Regions from separate parts of the Homo sapiens genome. Here region 2 is linked to region 1. The links are chromatin loops, found by intact Hi-C in ENCODE. Cell type or tissue: gastrocnemius medialis. All regions are shown on one strand. Each heading gives the region's core, and the rest is flanking DNA. Links, peaks and the distances in the headings are about the cores only.

Evidence for each region. Hi-C counts contacts between places; a loop is a spot of excess contacts. Peaks named below come from ENCODE experiments on the same cell type or tissue, not always from the same donor. Only the 100,000 strongest peaks of a DNase experiment are listed, where the experiment ranks them.
Region 2: it touches region 1 in a loop (7-fold over the local background); 5 of 110 quality-filtered maps call a loop at or near these places.

What each region holds. Positions count from the first base shown.
Region 1 is chr2:230,866,975-230,877,034 of GRCh38, reverse strand. ITM2C (integral membrane protein 2C) reads right to left here. Exons shown (of 6, transcript NM_030926.6): 2 at 3,478-3,618; 3 at 1,227-1,415; 4 at 68-178. Among named protein-coding and RNA genes, the nearest start is that of ITM2C, 7.1 kb to the right of the region's middle. RefSeq lists a silencer at 2,755-2,824 and enhancers at 3,185-3,504, 3,705-4,244, 6,170-6,827, 6,828-7,485. In gastrocnemius medialis, for the core only: no CTCF peak of the experiment used is centred there; a DNase peak (open chromatin) is centred at 3,364; H3K27ac peaks cover 576 bases.
Region 2 is chr2:230,928,573-230,938,632 of GRCh38, reverse strand. It overlaps a transcript of GPR55 not described here. Among named protein-coding and RNA genes, the nearest start is that of GPR55, 8.4 kb to the right of the region's middle. RefSeq lists a silencer at 9,097-9,226. In gastrocnemius medialis, for the core only: no CTCF peak of the experiment used is centred there; DNase peaks (open chromatin) are centred at 5,282 and 5,862; H3K27ac peaks cover 568 bases.

The DNA.
Region 1 (10,060 bases), core at 1,393-9,392:
GCCTCCATGAGACAGGGGGCAAGGGAGGGACAGGATGCTGCAGACATCCCCCCAACCCCCTGCGCACCTTCACGTTCATGAGGAGCTCCCAGAAGTTGCGAGGGGGCAGCACAATGGTGGTGTTGAGTTCGATGACATAGCACTTGTCCAGGGAGATATCATGGTACGCAGTCAGACCCTGGCAGGAGAAGGGGTTGGGTCAGTCTCTGCAGGAGGTGACAGCTGACCCAGGCAGGGCTGCAAGAAGCTTTGGCCAGCCAGGCGCGGTGGCTCATGCCTGTAATCCCAGCACTTTGGGAGGCTGAGGCGGGCGGATCAAAGGTCAGGAGATCGAGACCATCCTGACTAACATGGTGAAACCCCGTCTCTACTAAAAATACAAAAAATTTGCCAGGCGTGGTGGTGGGCACCTGTAGTCCCAGCTACTCGGGGGGCTGAGGCGGGAGAATGGTGTGAACCCAGGAGGCGGAGCTTGCAGTGAGCCGAGATCGTGCCACTGCACTCCAGCCTGGGCGACAGAGCGAGACTCTGTCTCCAAAAAAAAAAGCAGCTTGGCCAGCAGGGGCAGGAGTCCCACCATGCCTTCCTGGGACCCTGGGCCTTCAGGAGCAGAGTCCTCTCCAGACTCCTCAATACCTGGGCGGGCACTCCCTTTTCCTGGTCTTCTCTTAGCCTGTTGTAGAAGGTGCCACATGATAGAGGAAAATAGCAGCTGATTGCTAAACGCCTCTGTTGTTATAAAGCTTCTTCTCATGTTTACAGAGCTGAGGTTTGGGGAACATGGTAACATCCCAGCTGTGCATTTATGAAACCTGTGAGGGCCAGCCATTCCTGGGACAGCCTGGACCCCAGCGAGAGATGCCCTGTCTCAGGACCCATGGGGGTTACATGAATACGCATGAGACCCACTCTGCAGAGACCCGCTGAGCTGTACACGCAATGCACTCGATGGTGAATGTACTACCCCTCGATACAACGCACTGGCCCTGCCATGACAGCCAGCGTGCAGCTGGCAGGAGGCTGAGGAGAAAATCAGCCTCGGCTGCTTCATACTCAGCAAGAACCATTGTTGCTAACAGGAGAAAAGCAGTGTCTTGAAGACCCTGGTAAGCCTAACCGTAGACACCTGCTGTACTCCGAGGAGTCTCCTTTCATCCCTGCTCCCCTTGCCCTGAGTCCCCGGGACACCCTCCCACCCCCCACCCCCAGGCCCTGGCCAGCCTCACCCGCTGGAAGTCATGGATGATGTCTGCAGGGTCACCGCCGCCAAACTGGGGCACAGGCACGTTGATGCGCTCGTAGTTCTCGTCGAGGTAGATTTTCACATCCTCTTCCAGCTCCATCTGAGTCCGGACCTGGGAGGACAGGGAGTCCTCATACAGCACACCACAGCGGAAGAAGTTATCTCGGGCCAGCTGAGCAAGGCGGAGAGACAGACAGACAGTCAGAGAGGCTGGTCATACACGCACTCCGTAAGGCCCCCTCTTGCCTACCCGTCCGCTACATGCCCCAAAAGCCTGCGGAAGCAAGAAGAGCAGGGACTGTGAGACCCATTTCGCAGATGGAGAAACTGAGACGGTGGGGCATCAGGTCAGGGTCTGGGGCTGCCAGTGAGGAGATGAGCTGATTCTTGGGCAAGGCGCTTCCCAGCTTCACAAACGGAAGGGAGGATGAGCTGGGTCTGCCAGGTTCTAGGTGGCAGACCTCTCTGGGCCTCAGTTTCCCCATCAGTAAAGCATGATGATCCCTAAGGTCCCTTCTGGCCTCCAAGTCCTTGAGTCGGTGACTGGGAAAAGGGGTGGCCCAGCAGGACTAGGACCTGGCCACCTCCGTGCCCTCCACAGAGGTGCAGACACCAGAGAAAGAGCCTGGGGTTGGCAGGGGGTCAAGGACGAACCTAAGAGTTGGGCACCTACGCCTGTGCACGACTGCCTTTCCTGTCACCTGCTGTCCTGGCCTGCAGACCTGGAGGGGCCTAACACGGCGGGTGGGGAGGTGGAGCTGGAGGCAACACTGTTAAGAGTCTTGTGCCCCTATCACGGTTACCTCCACATCCAGCCTCGGACAAGTGCCATCGCCCTTCCTGGATATCCCTGACCCCTGTCTTGGAGAAACCTTGACAGACACTGTGTCTGGTGGGCCAGTCCAGTCACTCCATCAGTAAGGGAGGCCAGGCAGCCTGGTGTGATCCCATCAACTGAATGGCCGGGCGGGCCAGTCTGCCCACTCTTACTTCTGGAGGGGGCTCCTGGAGGGGCCTGTAGATACATGCTTGGGACTGCCTGGCCTGGGATCGGCAGGATTCCACCGTCTGTTTGATTCAGTGCAAGTTCTCCAGGGAGGATGCGTCATCGCAGCATGGGGGGCTCCTGTGGGCTGTGCGGGGATGAGAGCCCAGGGAAGGTGAGGCTCCGGGGCTGCATCCCACAGTGGCTGGACACCCCGAATACTGTCCCAGGGCACAGACCCAGGGGCTGCTGGGAGGTGTCCACACAACGAATTGGGGTGTGGGGAGAAGGGTGTGAGTCGAGGGTGGAACAGAGGGGACCAGGAAATGCTGGCCCAGGTCCTAGGGTAGGGCCACAACAGGAAGAGGCCTGTGGGAAGGTCCCACACAGGACCCTGGAACGAGGGGGACGCAGGCCATGGAGGGAGTGGGGCGGGGCAGGGGGATGCTGCACAGAAAGGAAGGTGATGGGTGTATGTGAGCTGAGCTTTCAAGGGGAAAGCCCCGTGAATGCAAACTCTTCAGCAATTTCCATCGTGGAAAAACTGGGGGACAACAAAGTTAAACGCTTAGGAGTGGGAGGTCACTTGGGTCATAAATGACTGGCAAGTCCCACCTCTTTGTCACCCTGAGGTTCTCTGTGAGTTGTACGTAGGTTTATCCTTTTAATTTACCTACTTTCATTTCCAAGCACACAGCGACACTCCCTCCCTCCCAGGTCTGGGTTGGCCCAGCTTTGTGCCCAGGTCCCCCGGGGAGGGGGATGATAGTTGGCAGCAAGGACACACTCCTGCTTCTGGAAGGAGGTGGTGGAGACTCTCTGTACCCACCCCTCTCCCTCTCTTGTTTGGTAACCCAAATGTCCATGCACAAGCACAGTTAGGTCAGCCTTAAAGCGTGACCTGCAGGTGCAGGGTCTGAGCTGTGGAGGGGGATCACAGTTCCAGTTTCTGCCAGATCTGAGTTTCTGGTGAGAATTCCCCAGGGTGACCCTGTGGGGCGGGCCCAGTGCTGTCACCCGGATTCATGCTTGGCTCCCCAGGACAAGGGGCTAAATGTGGGACTGGCCTGCATCCAAGGAGGCCCCAAGGAGGAGGGGGCACCCCAGTCTTGTGGGCTGGCCGGGCACTCGCTCCCACCTGAGGGCATGTCTGGGGCTTCCTGCTGCCCCCTTGCAGACACTTCCCTCCATGCCTCTCTAGACATGACCCTTTCTCGAGGCCTTGCCCCTACCTGGCCCGGCCCCTCACCTGCGCAAGGAAGAAGTATCTGTAGATGTAGACAGAGGCGAACACGAGGCCCATGAGCAGCACGACCATGCCCATCGACAGGTAGCACACGCCGCCCACTGAGCCCCCCCTCTTGGATCGATGTTGTGGGGGCTGCTCCTCCTGTGGATAGCAATGCTGGGTCAGTGGGGGCCAGGGCCCCTCCCCTGGAAATCCCCCCTTCCCTAAGTCAGGCTTCACCTGCTGGCTGGGCCCGGAGGGAGTCTTGGGGGAAAGGGAGGGAAGGAGATGACACCTAGAAGGGAAAGGAAGGCCCACCAGGGTCACCCGGACTCGTCCTGGCTAAAGAGAAACCGAGACAAACCTCGAAAGAGAAAAGGAGACACACCTCGAAAGAGAAACCAAGACACACCTGGAAGCCACCGAAAGAGATGCAGTGGGTTCAGCAGGTGCATTTTGAGTTATCTGAGCTCTTAGGCCTCTTGCTTATACCAGCCGTGACCGTGGTATATTCTTTCAAACAGAAGATAGGGGATGTGCCGACCTGGCCTCGGTGACTTTAGGGACTTAGAAATCTCTGTAGGAATTGAGACACACCAGGCAGGCTGGGAGCTGCTGCTCTGGACGATGGGGAGCCCGGGAAGGCTTTTGAGCTGGGGAGTGACAAGATCCACTCTAAAACCAAGGTGCAGAGGGTAGACTAAAATGAGGACAATAGGAGGTGGGCAGGCTGTGTAAAGGCTGCTCAACTCCACCAAGGAGGCTGTGACTGATGGGGGCAGGGGCTCCAGGAGCCCCATGGGGTCTGGGCATGGGTGCTTGTCCCCAGCCAGGGAGCTCTAGGCCTGTGATCCACACTGGCCCCCCACAGGCACCGACCGGCAGTCAAGCAGGCTGTTACAAGTGGTGTAACAGCTACAGGATGAAGCCCGGAAGCTTCCATCCACCAGGGAGCTCCTGCCAGGAGAGAAATGTGGCTGTCCGGAAGGCCAGGCTAGAAGGATCCTGGAAAAATCTGCTCTGGGAGCCAGAATTGGGCTCAAGATCATAGCTGCAGGGCTGCCAAGAAGCCAACCTAACCCATCTCCAGGCCACACATGTGTGGGGTGGTGGACGTAGGTGTGTGAGTATAAAATTCAACAAAACTGCTTTACCCAGAGCACTGACGAGAGCCAGCCAGGTGAGCTTGGTCAATTTCCTGTCTCTTCTCCTCCCTACCTCCTATGCCTTCCCCCGGGCCCTTGCTCACCCTTGGAGATAATGCAAAAGCCCCGGGGCCAGTCTCTGCCTCCAATGTTCACCATTTAATCCTTCCTCCGTGGTGTCCACATACGGCCAAGAGTGAGGTTAGAGGTCAGTCCCTGCGGACTGCCGCAGTATTGGGGAGAGGAGGGGATCCAGCCCCAGAGCCTGAAGCTTCTCATTCTGGCTCTGCCACTACCTGCCTGCTTAGCACTTTCTGGGCCTCGGCTTCCCCATCTGCAAAATGAGCAGGTCAGACCAAGTGACCTCTCAGGCCCTTTCCGGCCAGGCGTTCTGGGATGGGAACAGATTTCCTTTCTCCCTTCCCCCTGGAGGGGGGTGGTTCAGGCCTAAGTGACTCAGGACAGGCCCTATCTCTCAGCACAGCACAGGGGTCCTGCCCTGGGGGCGCCTGCTTCGCTCCTCAGGTTTCACCTCCCACCCTTTTAGAGCACAGGGGAGTGTGGGGCCTGGGCCCTGGGGAGCTGAGGGTCTGACCCGCCCTGCTTAGGAAAAGGACAGAAAATGTCTGGAGGACCCCCCCTTCACTGCGGACATGCGTGAGCAGGTCAGCAGGCCCCCAGCATCCTCACCATGGGGTGCCCCTGCCTGTCCTGCACCCTCACACTCAAGTCTGCCCGCAAGGGAGCCTGCTGGGTGGGTGTGGGAGGTCAAACCACTGCCCGCACTGCCTGGCCCATGAGGAGGCCGGGGCCTCTCCCCACCTTGCCCTGCTTTAGGGGTCCCGTGATCATATGGACCACCTGCCCACTGTCATCTCCTCAGCAGCCAGGGGCACTAACCAAGGTCACCAGCAAGTGACGGGCATGGCCACAGTGCACAGGGCCCTCAGGAACAGCTGCTGGCCACAGGGGGTTGGGACTAAATGGCTTTGGTTTTCCAATGGACTCCCGGGAGCAGCAAGAGACGGGGGTGACACCTTCCGTTGGCATCTCCCAGGGATCGAACCACCCAGGAGCTCTTGCAAACCAGGCACCAGGGATGCCCTCCTGCCCCTCTGGCGCTCCTGAGCAGGTCTTAAGGAAAGGTGGCTGACCCTGACACAGGCCAGGCTGCCTACAGCAGCTGGGAAATCTGCCCTCGGGACACAACAAACACCAGGGCTCAGATTGTATTTAGGGGTCAAGTGGGGCTACAGGCCCAGCGGGGCCCTGCAACCTCCCCCTTCTCGGGTCTCCCATGCAAAATGTGGACAGACTCTGCGTGACAGGGGTTTTGCTGGGATTAAACGAGACAAAGAACCTAAAAGCCCTTTGTAAAGGATCAAGTGCTAGATAAAAATAGCAGATCTTTATCAGCCGAGCCTTTCCTTTTTAGGGCTGACTCTGTGGACAGCTGTTGAGGCTGCATTGTGGCCAGACTTTTGCTTCTGCATTCTGGAAAACCAGGGAAACTAGCTTGTGAGATTGCTAACAACCAGAAAGACAGAAAAGGGAAAAAAAAAAAAGTCAAAGCGCTACGTGGGAGAGCCCGAGGGCCTGCTCCACAAATCAAATTCACCGACAAGGTGAGGCCTGCTAGCTTTATGGCAAAGGGCAGCCTCGCCTTTCCGCCTTTCCGCCTTAATGCTGGTCTGCAGAACTTGAGCTGGGTCCCGTGTCTCCCTGTCCTGGGGGAGGGGCTGGGCTCGGAGGCCCCACCGAGGGAGGTTAGAGAAGACAGAGCAGGGAGAAGGTGAGGCTTCCACGGCCCCAGCTGAAGAGCAGCAGTGGCAGGTGTGGCAGAGAAGGGCAGGGGTTCCTGCCAAGACCCCTCACTGTGAAGGCTGGGGATCCCCCACCTTACCTAGACTGCGGGTGGGCACTTCTCTCTCATGGCCCTGCTGATGTCCCCCAGCACACACCCGGGCTCAGCCACGCTGCCACCCTCCCAGCTCCGCTCCAGCCTGCAGAGCCAAACCCTCAGAGGCACCATTATGAGCAGAAGTGCAGAAGGCAGCATTACAGGCTACCAGAAAGTAGACAGGAAAGCGCAGATGTCCCTGCTTGGAGGCGAAGGCATTTCCTCCATAAAGCCCCACACAGAGGCAGAACTCCTAAATCCCGCCCCAGCGCTGCCTCTGCCTACTGTGCCCAATCAACACCAAGGCTCAAACACCAAAGCCCTGGAACCCTCACTGTCCCTTTGGCCCTCAAAGCAGCCTGTGATCTCGGGGTATTTACACCTGTCTGGGGACAGTGGGGCATCAGGGAGCCTGGGCTCAACCCAGAGCCCTGGCCCCTTGGGATCCCTGGTGCCCAGCTCACTAGAAAGATGGCCGAATGGCCCACCTTCCTGAGACCCCAGCCGCACCACCTATCATGCTGGGGACCCAGAAAAATGTTGCTCCCCATAGGAAGCAGTTACTGACAGTGAGGTATCTGAGGAGGGGGGCTCCCATTTAGATAGTAGAAAAATATTGCATATTGTTTCCAAGGCAACAGAGCTCTCTGAGCGAAGGGCGCATGAGCCGGAAGTCCAGGGACCCGAGAGAGGCCTGGGCCTCTCCCTGCAGGCTTAAACTGAGACCCACAGGGGCACTCATTAAATGATTTACCAAAGCCAGGGCCAAAATGGTCAGGGGGAAACCAGCCAACTGTAGCATTAACTCGGCAGACCCCCACAGCTGGAAGGGAGCGCTCCCGGGCCCCATCCCCCAGTAACAATGTCCAAATTAACTGCAAGCCGATTTAACGATGATTGCAGATTGCAGCCTGCCTGGAGGGGTTCGGCAGCCAGAAACGCACTCCTGAGGCCCAGGCTGAGAACAGGGAAGATGGGGGTTGGGGAGGCAGTCTCATCTCACCTCCCCCACATCTCTCCTGGTCCTCAGCAGCTTTCTTTCCCAGGCTCCAGACCACAGAGGCCAGGGCACCCACCGAGTGTGTGTGTCTTGTATGTGTTCAAGACAGAGCCTAGCTGGGGGAGAGGAGAGTGGGCAAACACTGTCCACCTGAGCACACAGAGCCCAGTGGTCCAGAGGCACAGATGCCATCTGCCAACAGGGTCAGGGGTCCCCATCACTCTCCTGTCCTCCCTTCCAGACTGCAGGCCCCACGGGCAGCATCTGTGCAGATGCGCTCTCGGCTTGGCTGGGCCAGGCGAATTCCCTCTTCTCTTCCATCCCTGATAGTCAAGGCATCTCCAGACAACAAAAGCTCACTGCTGGAAGAGCCCTCATGGGGAGAGGGAACTTGGAGAGAGTGGGGCGGTGGACAGAGGGGCTGGCCAGGTTGTGCCTCTGTGATTTCACCATAAACATTTTTTCTCCACACTAAGAGAAACTCATCCTCACTGGCAATCTGCTGACGGTCTTGAAACATGCAAGGACTGCTGAGAGAAGAGAGCAGAAATGAGGGAATGGAGAGAGAAGCGGCAGGAAAGCAGAGAAGCCACCGTGGGGCCTGCCGGGGCGCCAAATCCCAGGAATGGACGACAGCCATGAAAGTCCCCACGCTGCCACAGGGAAGGACCTGGATGGAGCAGGGCCGCTGCTCCACAAAGTGCTTTCGGGCCAGGCCCTCTTGGCCAGTGGGCATCAGGACACTGGGGTAGGGCTAAGCTGGCCAGATTTGCCCTCCTGGCTGGCACGGGACCCTCCCCCAACCGCTCCAGGAGACCCAGCTCCTCCTGCCGAGGGCCTGAGACCAGGACACACTAGGAAACTGAAATCTGATCCCCAGGTATGCAGGCTGGGGAGGGGGTGACACAGGACCATTAATCAAAGGCAAATGCCAAGGAGAAAATTACAGAGGTAAGAAGATGATTGTATTTAACTTGTTTTTCTCCCCTTACAGCCCCAGCTCGTGAGCCTCTACATGCCCACATCTGTGCGTGCATGTGTGTGCATAAGTGTGTGTGTGTGTGTGTGTGAGTGCAGGCACAGGCAGGGTGTGGGGAGAAGGGGCAGGCTAAGAGGGGCATGGCCAGCCAGTGGGCCCCCAAAGGGGAGGAGGGATCCAGTTGGCGCTGGGAGGGAGTGCTTTGCTGTCCCAGGGGGTGCTTCCGGTCCAGCCCACTTCCCAAGCTGGCAGTGTCCCAGCTCCTCATTATCTCAGAGTCAAAACACCAGGGGGGGAGGCCGGGCAGCTGGAAGCCCAGCTGGCCCCCACCCCCATCCCTCCCTGGCCCACTGAGGCACTTCCTTCCAGTCTCAGGTCCACAGACAAAATCCTCCTTGTGTTGCAGTTTTTGCTCAGAAGCAGGGGCAGTGCCCACCGAGAGGGTGCTCCTGCCGCCTCACCCTGCCCCCACCCCGCCCTCACTCTGGGCCTGGACACAGGTCAAGAACTGCCCCAACGCACAATCATCTGTTCACCGCACAATCATCTGTTCACCGAGTGCTCCTCCTGCGGATCACTTTTTACATCTTGTTTTGGGCCGGGTGTGGTGGCTGACACCTGTAATCCCAACAATTTGGGAGGCTGAGGTGGGAAGATCACCTGAGGTCAGGAATTTGAGACCAGTCTGGCCAACATGGTGAAACCCTGTCTCTACTAAAAATACAAAAATTAGCCGGGCATGGTGGCAGGTGCCTTTATTCCCAGCTACTTGGGAGGCTGAGGCAGGAGAATCACTTGAACCTGGAAGTGAAGGTTGCAATGAGCCAAGATCGTGCCACGGAACTCTAGCCTGGGTAAAAGTGAGACTCTGTCTCAAAAAAAAAAATAAAATAAAATAAAATAGATAAAATAAAATAAATCTTGTTTTGGAGTCCAGTTCAGACACCAAGGAGGGTTCTGGGGTCACTGCCAGCCAGAAGAAACGTTTTAATAAGCTTTCCTGGGCATTCCCAACAGTACGGGACAAAATCTACACGCCCTGCCCTGAGAAAGCAGCCTCCTGGCTGCCATCCCTCGGCTCACAGAGCTACAGCTGAGAAATGGGCCTCCTGCCTGCTCACTGCTGGGGGCAGGAGACGAGGCCTGGCTCCTTGCCAGAAACTGGGTAAGGAGGAAATGTGCGGGTTGGCCAAGTGGGGCAACAGGAGGCCCGCAGAAGTGAACTGTTTCCAAGGCTCCAAATCTAGCAGGTGATGGGCAGAGCCAACTTGCAACACCTAAAGTCCCTCTGCACCACGCCAGGGCCTTGGGAAGCTGTGAAAGTTTACTAACATGCAGTTCTGTCCTAAAGATGCCAGGATTCTAATTCTTTCCCCAGATCGCATAGTCCTAAGCTCCCCCTTGCCAATTAGAGAGGGAGGGGACCCTGCCCAACTGACAAAGTTTGAGGGAGGAGGTACTCAGCAGGCTCAAGGCCATTACAAACAGCACGCAGGAAGATGTTGATATTTCCATTTCATGCTGGGTGAGGGGGAAGAAAGGACGCTCAATTTCAGAGCCTGATGAGAAGCCAGAAGCTA
Region 2 (10,060 bases), core at 1,289-9,288, 62 kb before region 1:
GAAGTTAAGCCAAATGAGCACCTGGGATCTTCATTTATTCTCTGATCCCAGCATCCTCAGCCCCAGTCAAACTGCCCCAGTCTTTCCTTCAAGTGAAGAGACATCAGGAAATACCAATATTTTTCTAAGCAATATAAAATATTTGTTAAAACCATCTCACAGAAAAACACGGTAAAAGACCAGGTTCTGTAGGAATGGCTCAATGATTTTCTTTCTTTGTTTTTTTTTTTTTTTTGGTCATCTGGTTACAGAAAGAGAACTTTGATTGTATTTCTTACATAGTTTAGAAGGAGTGAAAGGTATTACATCATCTTTTAAAGGAAATTGATTCCATATAAAGCCCACTCTGATGGCCTCACTTCCTCAAATGGCAGTTAAGGGGGCCCTTGCCTGGCCGGCTTCTTTTTATGTGATGTTTTACACAAACCCCCAATTATTAGTATGAGAATGAGTCTAAGCTTTTTTTTTTTTTTTTTTTTTTTTTTTGAGACAGGGTCTTGTTCTGTCTCCCAGGCTGGAGTACAGTGGTGCGATCACGGCTCACTGCAGCCTCAATCTCCTGTACTTAAGTGATCCGCCCAAGTAGCTGGGACCACAGGTGCACACCACCATGCCCAGCTAATTTTATTTATTTTTTTTGGTAGAGATGAGGATCTCAATATATTACCTAGGCTGGTCTCAAACTCCTGAGCTCAAGTAATCCTCCTGCCTCCGCCTCCCAAAATGTGAGGATTACAAGCATGAGCCACTGTGCCCCAAATTTTAGATTTAAATATCTTGTTCTACTGAGTAAATTTTCTCTATTCTGTTTGGTGGTTGTGGCAGCATCTGTGTTTTGTAGTTTGCAGAAATTAGCATAAACATTCTTCTAGATGAGGTCTCTACTACTTGTCTTTTTGAATGAGCCAGGGCAAGACTTTTTTCTATGGTTTACATTTTTACCCCAAATCTACAAAACAAATAATCACAATTTATCATCTAATAACTTTTTTTGGTGACTGTTGGAAATAAATGCTCCGTGCCACAAAGAAGAATCAGCACTCCAGCAAAAAGCTCTCTCGGCAAGGCAATTTACTTCTGCAGAAGGGTGCAACTTGCACCAGTCACGATCACAAGAGCACACCAAGTGGGGTAGGGCAGGGTTTTTATCCCTAACGCAATTAGTTCTTATTGCTGTGTTTTTTCCCCAGGGACCTAAAGCTTTTTGAAAAAGAATTTATCTCTGAGAGTGACAATGCCTCACTCTCTTGCCCAGACTGGAGCACACTGGCACAATCACGACTCACGGGAGCCTCTAACTCCTGGACTCAAGTGATCCTTCCATCTCAGCCTCCCAAGTAGCTAGGACCACAAGTGTGCACCACCACACCTGGCTAATTAAAAAAAATTTTGTAGAGACGGGGTCTTACTATGTTGTTGACCAGGTAGGTCTCAAACTCCTGGCCTCAAGCAATCCTCCCACCTCAGCCTCCCAAAACGTTGGGATTACAGGTGTGAGCCACTGTGCCTGGCCTAGAATACATTTTTACTTAATGTTTCCAGTCGTACAGCCCAACTGAAAATCAGAATCATTTTATTCAAGGAAGCCTATTGTGTTTTAAAGTTTATTAATAAACTTAGGAGACTAGGGAGGTAAGAGGAAAACTAGGGAAACAGGATTTGACATAGGAAATCTGGCTCAGGTTAGATCAAGAGTCCTGACTTCTATTCCTTTGTATACAAGCATAAAAAGAAGAATCATAAATATAAATTACTTTCCCCTTAGCCTCCAGCCAAACAACTTAGTCAGCTTTTGACAACTTGAGTAATACCTCAAGGGAAATTCTAATAATTCATTTTTGTGTTAAGACAACTGTCATCAGACTTATCTCTGGGGATAATCCTGGCCTCAAGGGTTTTATAGACAACTACCTTTCATGAGCCTAAATCCACATATTGGATGCTCTCCTTGGTCCCCTTTGAGCCACTCCTGCAGGCAGAACCTCTATGGACATTGCTGCTGTCCAACAGGATGTTCGTATCAGTCCATTCTCATGCTGCTAATAAACACATACCCAAGACTGGGTAATTTATAAAGAAAACAGGTTTAATTGACTCACAGTTCAGCATGGCTGGGGAGACCTCAGGAAACTTATAGTCAGGTGGAAGGGGAAGCAAACATGTCCTTCTTCACATGGCGTCATAAGAGAAGTGCCAAGCAAAGCGAGGAAAGCCCCTTATAAAACCATCAGATCTCATGAGAACTCACTCACTATCATGAGAACAGGATGAGGGTAACCGCCCCCATGATTCAATTACCTCCTACCAGGTTCCTCCTACGATCCTACGACATGTGAGGATTATGAGAACTACAATTCAAGATGAGATTTGGGTGGGGACACAGCCAAACCATACCAGTGTTCTTGGTTTCCTCTGCCAAAATTCAGTACTGGCCACTGGCTTACCTTCAAGGCTCCTTCACATACTGGCCAGCCTTTGTCTGGAATCTCCCTTTGGCTTTTGCAATTCTCCTACCCCTGACTAACTCCTTTCCACCTTTGTGCATTCCAGTCTCTCTGCCAACCTCTTTAATATTCTCTTCCCCACAGTTCACTCTTTATTTTCTCACACTGCATGTTATTTCCTACAAACTCACAAGCTTCCTCCCTCATGCTGATACTGATGACTCCTCAGTATATACAAGCTGGGCATCCAAAGTCCAAAAGTCCAAAATCTAAAATACTCCAGATCTAAAACTTTTTGTGCGCCAACATGCACTCAAGGAAAATGCTCATTGGAGCACTTCAGATTTTGGTTTTAGGATGCTCAGCCAGTATAATGCAAATATTCCCAACTCTAAAAAAATCCAAAATCCAAAACACTTCTTTTTCCAAGCGTTTCTGACAAAGGATACTGAACCTGTATCTCCATTCCCCTGTGTCGGTATTCCGTACCCTCCGGTCCAAAATGGAACCCCTCTCCTCCCAGCCCAGTCCCAGAGCCCAGGGCTGCATTTCCTTTAGAATTGCCCCATGATCCATCTAGGGCATGCACATGTGAATCTCTGGGTGTGTTGTGTGTGTGTGTTGACATCTGGATGGGTGCGCACAGTTCTGGCTGTGAGCCTGTGAAAGCCTGAGGGAAGACCACAACACACAGCACAATTGTGTGAGACCCTAGGACTCAATCAACTGGGCAAAACCCCTTTTACAGCCAAAGCAAGTCACTCACTCAAGGCCCCCTAGGAGCTTCAGAAGGAAAGACTTCCTGGTAATAAACAGGTCCATGGAGCCCGTCAGCCTTCGCTTCCTGGGCCCCTCATCCAGACAGGAGGCTGCGCTGGGGCTGGGAGTGGCTGCCGGGCTGGGACCACACACTCTAGTTCCTAAGACGTGCCTGCCTCTGTGTAACCTGAGGCCCCTTTTCTGATGTGTTCCAGGCAGCCTGAACTAAAACACCGCCGCTTTGTCTGACCACAGCGCCAGGAGCCTTCTCTTGGAAATGTGGTCACGATGGTGCTGAGGCTGCGGGTCCTGCCACCATCTCTGAGGGAGAGGAAAAGTGCCCCCCACCCCAGGCGTTTCCTCTGAGACCCGTGTGTCTCTGGCATGAAGGGGCCTGTGTGTCACTTGTCCAGGTGGTAGGAAGGAGGTAACCCATGTGTGTCCTGGCAGCCAGAGAGGCTCTGGGCACCCTGGGCGCAGTCAGCAGAATGTAGGGGTCCTGGGTGGGGGTGGGGGAAGCCCAACCCAACAGGACAATGCCCTTCCTTGGTGGGTGGAGTCAGGGTGGGAAACCCCGACTGAAGAGAGGGCTTAATCCCCAAAGCTCCCTTGCCGACCTGCAGTGACGGCTCTTCACTCTTAGGGACTATCTGGGTTTAACACTGAAGGTCCAGAGTCCCCCCAGGAGTCCCATCCATTCTGGGCAAACCAGAACAGATGGTCATCCTCACCCCACCCCAGATAGCAAACAGGGCCACCCCGAGGCGTCCGGATGCTAATCTTCCCCAGGGGAGGCTGACTCCTGCCCAGAGGTTACCAGGAGTCAGCATGGAGTGGGCCCCGGGGAGGGAGGCGGCCGGGCTCTAAGCATTTTGCTAAGCACTTGGGCTGGGTCAGGCTGGCTGTCCCTGGTTCTTCTGACCTGTGTCCTCCTTCCCCTGGGACCAAGAGCTCAGGGTTGGGGCTTTCAGTGGATACTTGTGCTGTTCACAGAGGTGGTCATCTCACATTTGGTCCTGGGAACTAACCCCCATCCCTGAGGGGCAGAAAGAGCAGCTGTGCTGGGGTCGGAGAGAGGCCGGGGACCAGAAACCTGGAATCAGTACTCGGTGCTCGTTCCACAGCTTTTGGTGAGAGAGGTGCAGAGAGGTGCTGGCCCTGATGCAGACCTAGGTTTTGTGATTCCAGGGCCAGGGCTGGGTTAGAAATCACCATATTCTGTCAGCCTTTTGTGTTGTAGGGGCAGGTGGAGAAACAGCCAGTGCAGGGAGGGGTCTCTCCAAATAAGCGGCCCATATACCTAGGCCAGTGCCCCTGGGGGACAGTCCAGTCTATTAGCACTGGAAAGGAGGGTTGAAAAGGTGGGCAAGGAAAGCACCCTGAGCCCAGGTGACAATAGAGGCGAGGAGAGGGAGGCAGGAAGTGACCACAGCCTGACCCAGCACCTCTGGGGTGGTCACCGGAAGCTTTGGGGTGACTGCAGATGTGGCCTCAGAAACTGAAGTCAAGAACTTCAGAGGCTGAGCTCTTGGGGAAGACCTGGTAATGCCTCTCCTAGCGGACACATCCCCTGCATCCTGCATCTCCCACCCCCACAGCAGAGCTTCATCCCGCTGCTGTCACTGCCCCCACCCAGGCAGCCTTTGCCCTGCCAAGGGAGCCCCCGCCCTGCCTCCTGGAGACGCTGACTTCCAGGAGTGGGGAATGCTGCCGGCGCAGGGGCTGCTGCTCCTGGATAAGAGGCAAGCCCTGTAAGGAGAGAGGCCCTGAGTCCCCTGAGTCCAGCCACCACCTCTATGGCCGCTCTGAAAGCCTAAGGGGACTGAGGGTGGACATGAAAGGAGGTTGCTCTAGTTTCTTTGGCCTGTGGACCAACCTGAGGAGGGACAGCCACCCACTGCCACAGGCCAGTCCCCAGGTGGCTGAGAGCTCCCTTGGAGATGGGGGCTTCCTGGAGGGCCTGCCAGGCTGCCCAGCAGCTGCACACCATGGGCTGCCCCGTGTGTTCAGTAGGTTCCTGACTTCCCCTAGCAGGGACATCAGGGTCCCAGGAGACGGTTTGCAGGAAGGGCCAACGGAGGGCAGGTGGAGGATGCGGTGGACGGATGGGAGGGAGATGGGGCAGTGGAGCAGTCTGCCCAGGTGGCTGGAGGCCAGAGAAAGGCCAGAAGGGAAGTCAAGAGCACAGGAAGAGTGAAGAGCAGAGAGGCAGGCCAGGCAGAGAGGGCGGAGGGAAGGGGGGAGCTGGGCGGGGCAGGGGACTTCAGGGGCTTGGCTAGGCCCACAGGAGGCGACAGGGCACAGGACCAGAAGGCAGTGATGGAGGGTAGCAGGGAAGGGGGAAGAGGCAGGAAGGGGCAGGGAAAGGAGTGGGCTGGAAGCAGCCGGGTGAAAGCAGACCCATTTTCCCTTCATCGTTGCCAAAGATCAGCGTGAGAGCACGATCCTGGGGCTCTGAAGTCAGAGTTCAGTCCGGCTTCTGTTCCCTTAGGATTTGTCCTTGTGACCTCACATGTAGAGAATTAGAGAGAGCGAGCGCATGCAAGAGAGAGAGAGAGAGAGCAGCAGTCCTGCCTGTAGCACAGCTACAGGGATGTGCAGACTGAGGCCCTGATGGAGGCAGTCCCAGGCCGAGCCTGGGCTAGAACAGGGTGTGCCTTGTCACAGGAAGCGAGGAGGTGGTGCAAGAGTGGGAGAGAGGCCTGGTTTAGGATGACGGCCAGACACGAAGCAAGAGATTGGGGCTCATGCAGGCACAGCTGGGCAGCTGGAAGAGGCAGGACCTGGCCAGTTTCGAGCCCCACGTGGAGACTGTCCTTGTAATGAACATGTCCTTCTGTTCGGAGCTTTATGTACCTTTATCATATAAACATTCACAGCCATGCTGTCTTCATTTAGAAGAGGTGTAGATCCAACTATTTTAATGAACACTGAAGACTTTCCTTCCATAGTAGCTTCCCCTTCATGTAACGTTATGTGCATTATGTAACAGAATGCAATGTACCTTTACAGAAATCTCTGTAATTTCAAAATGATATAATGCACAAATTAAGACTTCTAGTCACCTTAGATGATAGAAACAATATCCATCCAGCCGGTGGTAATTTTCTGCCTTCAGCACCAATTATGTAGGGAATGAGTTTTTAATCTTGTGAATTCCTCTAACATGTTTCCTGCCCTCTGGATGCCTCCCACAAACAGCTGCAACCACCTGACGGGCAGGCGCCCAGAGAAGGTCGGCGGGCTGGTGGCGTGGAGGTGTTTCTCTAAGCAGCAGAGTACCTTTGTCACTTGGTTGGGTGCAGACCGCGGCTGGTTTGTAGGACAAGGAGCTGGAGCTTCACGCCTCAGAACCGAGATTTTTTTCTGTGAAGTTGGAGGCCAGGCTGTCTGGGGATGGTGAGGAGCTGGAGGTGAGGCCTTGAGGTGTGGAGTGGCCTCGACGGGACCGGGCTGGGGTGGGGCTGCCCTACCACCAGGGAAGGGGTGAGGGGTGCTGGTGCCCTGAGACTGCCATTTGGATGGTTCCCTTTGGCTCCAGGAGCATTGTCCATGGGCTAAAGGGGCTGGGGTGGAGTGGGCAAGCAGGCGAATGGACTGGGCCAGGGGTGGCCCGGGCAGTGGAGTGGGGCACCACTCAGGGTGTGGAAGGAAGGGGAGCAGAGGGGCCCCGCATGCTCTCATGGGGATGGGGCTAATGGGCAGGGGTGAGAGCAGCAGGAGGTCGCACCGTGAGGCCAGACTGTGAAGTGGGGCCCTCGTGGGTGCAGCGGTCGGGGCCTGTGGCAGCAGCAGGTGCACTGTGTTCCTGCTCAGCGTCTTAACAAGTGGGCTTATCAGGCGAGTTGCCAAAACCTCTCAATGCCTCCATTTCCACCCTGTAAAGTGGGAGTGCCTGTGGGTCCTGCCTCATGGGGTTGGTGAGGGTTCAGCAAGGTGGGACAGGTAGAAATCGGCCTCTCTAGGTGCCATCTCCTAGGCCCAATCCCAGCTCTGCATCAAGCTCGTGGTGCACATTTGGGCACAGGGCTCCAGCCCTCTGTGCTTCAATTTCTTCCTCTGTCAACAAGGCTGTTGATCGTTTGCACCTCCCAGGGTGTTTGGAGAATGAACAGACTTAATTTGTAAAGTGTACTGCCCTCGGCGTGGTCCTCAGGACAGGCAGGGTCAGTGTTGGAGGGAGCTGTCACCATTGGCAATGACGTCTCCTTGAAGAGTCGGGAGGACTTGGGGTGGAGATGAAGACTGAGCCAGGTACTGGAGTGTGGTGTGCCCTGGAAGATATTTGATGGCATTAAAGAGCAGAGGTGGTAGCTCTGCATGTGGGGTAAGGCTCTCAGGACAAAGCGTTTTGCAGGAGAATAGGGTGTGAGTGCTGGCACAGTTCCCGGGGGAGTGGCGGGTAGGTAGGGCAGGTGGGGACCTCCCCATAGCCTTCACCTGTCAGCCCCTCAGTATTGGAGAAGATTTTTTTACCTTCCACCCCAATATATACTTTTTAAAAATCAGAATTAAATAAAAGACTTTCAGGAAGGAAATGAATGTCCTAGTTACTCAAACTACAGAAGGGTGAAGATAGGTTCATTATTAAAGTGCTACAGGATAATTCATGGAGACGAACGACACAATTAACAATTTCCATGCCGCAAAACAAAGATAAAACTGAGCCAGGCGCAGTGGCTTAAGCCTGTAATTCCAACATTTTGGGAGGCTGAGGTGGGTGGATTGCTTGAGCTCAGGACTTGGAGACCAGCCTGGGAAACATGGCAAAACCTCTCAATGCCTTTGTATTTTGTACCAAAAGTACAAAAATTAGCCAGGCGTGGTGGCACGTGTCTGCAGTCCTGGGAAGTTGAGAGGCTGAGGTGGGAGGATCGCTTTAGCCCAGGAAACGAAGGTTGCAGTGAGCTGAGATCATGCCACTGCACCCCAGCCTAAGTGAGACTCTGTCTAAAAAAAAAAAAAAGAAAGAAAGAAAAGAAAAACAAAACAAAAAACCCAAAGATAAAAATGTCTGTGTGTAGGGGAGGTGGGAAGGGGTGAAGTAGGGAGAAAAGACTCAACACGTAAGAAGAATAGGAATTCAATAGCTAAAGTGGAAAACAGAATATTAGGCTCCTGATGGGCATGTGGGCAAAGGAAATAGTACACTTTATGCAACAGGAAACATAAAAGAAAATAAGTATTTCAAAAGGGTCCACCATCTGCTCACACTCCTATCCCCGTGTCCCTGAGAAATAAACAAGTGTAGCTCAGTAGCTGTGACCTGGTGGCCTGGACAGGGAGCTGCTGGGAGGCCAGAGGGGGTACTCAGAGGTGAGCAGAATCCCCTCATTCCTTGACTCCTGGCCCCAAGGCCCAGGTGGGAGGCGGGGGGGTCCTGGCTGCCCGGCGGGAGTGGAGGGAATGCTGGGAAGCTGTTGCCAGGGTTTAGCCCAGGACTCTGCTCCCTTGAGCGCCAAACCTCAGGAGGGCCTCAGGAGGACCTGGATGAGACAGAGCCAGAGGTGTTCACTTGGAAGCATTTGTTTAATGTTCACAAGACATTCAGTGGCTCCATGTGCCAGGGGAGCCATGGGACAGGGTGGGCTTCCAGAATTCTCTCCTCCCCTGCATTTGGCAGCAGGGGAAACTTGGGACGTACAGAGACCTGTGCTCTCTGTAAACTTCGTAGTAAAGGGCCTCCTCTGGATGCCGTGGGCTTTCGGTGATAAGACAACCATTGCATTTGAAGACCACCTTTGTCCAACTTCTGCACATTCTGGGGGCTCCAAGCCCCATCAGGGCCATCAACAGCCATGGGCAGGATGACTGCAGGGAGAAGCTTGGTGGCTCTAAAAGAATTGGCTGGATCATGACAAGAACAGAAGGCACAGATATCTGAGCATCTGCAACCTTCTCCTGTAACCTTGATGTTACATTTCCAGTGAGTGACAGAGGGGCACGTGGGGTGACATGGGAGGGGAAGGCTGCATTCTGGACAGTTGCTGCCCCCTTGCGTGTTTTACTCCCTTCTGCCTTGACATTAAGCATCACTGACCTCAGCCACCATGGGCCCACTTTCAAGGAGACATCTTCAATTGCTAAGGGGGATTATCAGGGCCCCGAGTTGGGGGGCTTGGGGGCACGCACCTTCCTGTCTTTGTGAGCACCTAGGGGGCAGGGTGTCAGTCCTCAGGGACTTGGCAAAGGCTCCAGGAACGGGCTTCGTGTGGTATAGCACCCAGCTGACCGTGCAGGGGAGTCATCCGGGCTCAATGTTTAAGTGGGGCTTGGTGGCCGGATGCAGTGGTTCACACCAGTAATCCCAGCACTTTGGGAGGCCGAGGTGGGGGATCGCTTGAGTCCAGGAGTCCGAGACCAGCCTGGGCAACATGGCAAAACCCCATCTCTATTTTTACAAAAAATAAAATAAAATAAAGAAGTGGGGCTTGGGAACAGAAGTGTTCCCGGCAGAATGGGAGGGGAGAGGCCAGATGGGGAGCCATAGGATGGGGCCTGGGGCAAGTCCCTGCCTAGCCCAGCTCTTGGAGCTCAACCCTTTGAGTCTGTCTCCAGGCCGCACCTGGAGGGTTGGAGCAGAGGGTGGGGGCAGGTGCTGCTCATCTTCCTCTCTTTGCCTCTTCTTCCTGAGTTCCCCTGCCTTCCTCTCTCTGTTGGGGCTTCCTCTGATTTTTAGGACCCCTTTTCCTTGGATCATGAGGGTCTCATTATCAATGTTCCTCCTTTTTTTTTCTTTTCCTTCAAATAGACCCAGCAGGGGAGACAAAGGCAGGCATAAATCAACGAGGAATGGGGGCCTCAGTCACTGCTTGAGTACCAGGCACTTCCTGGGTACACTTACCCCTGTTACCATG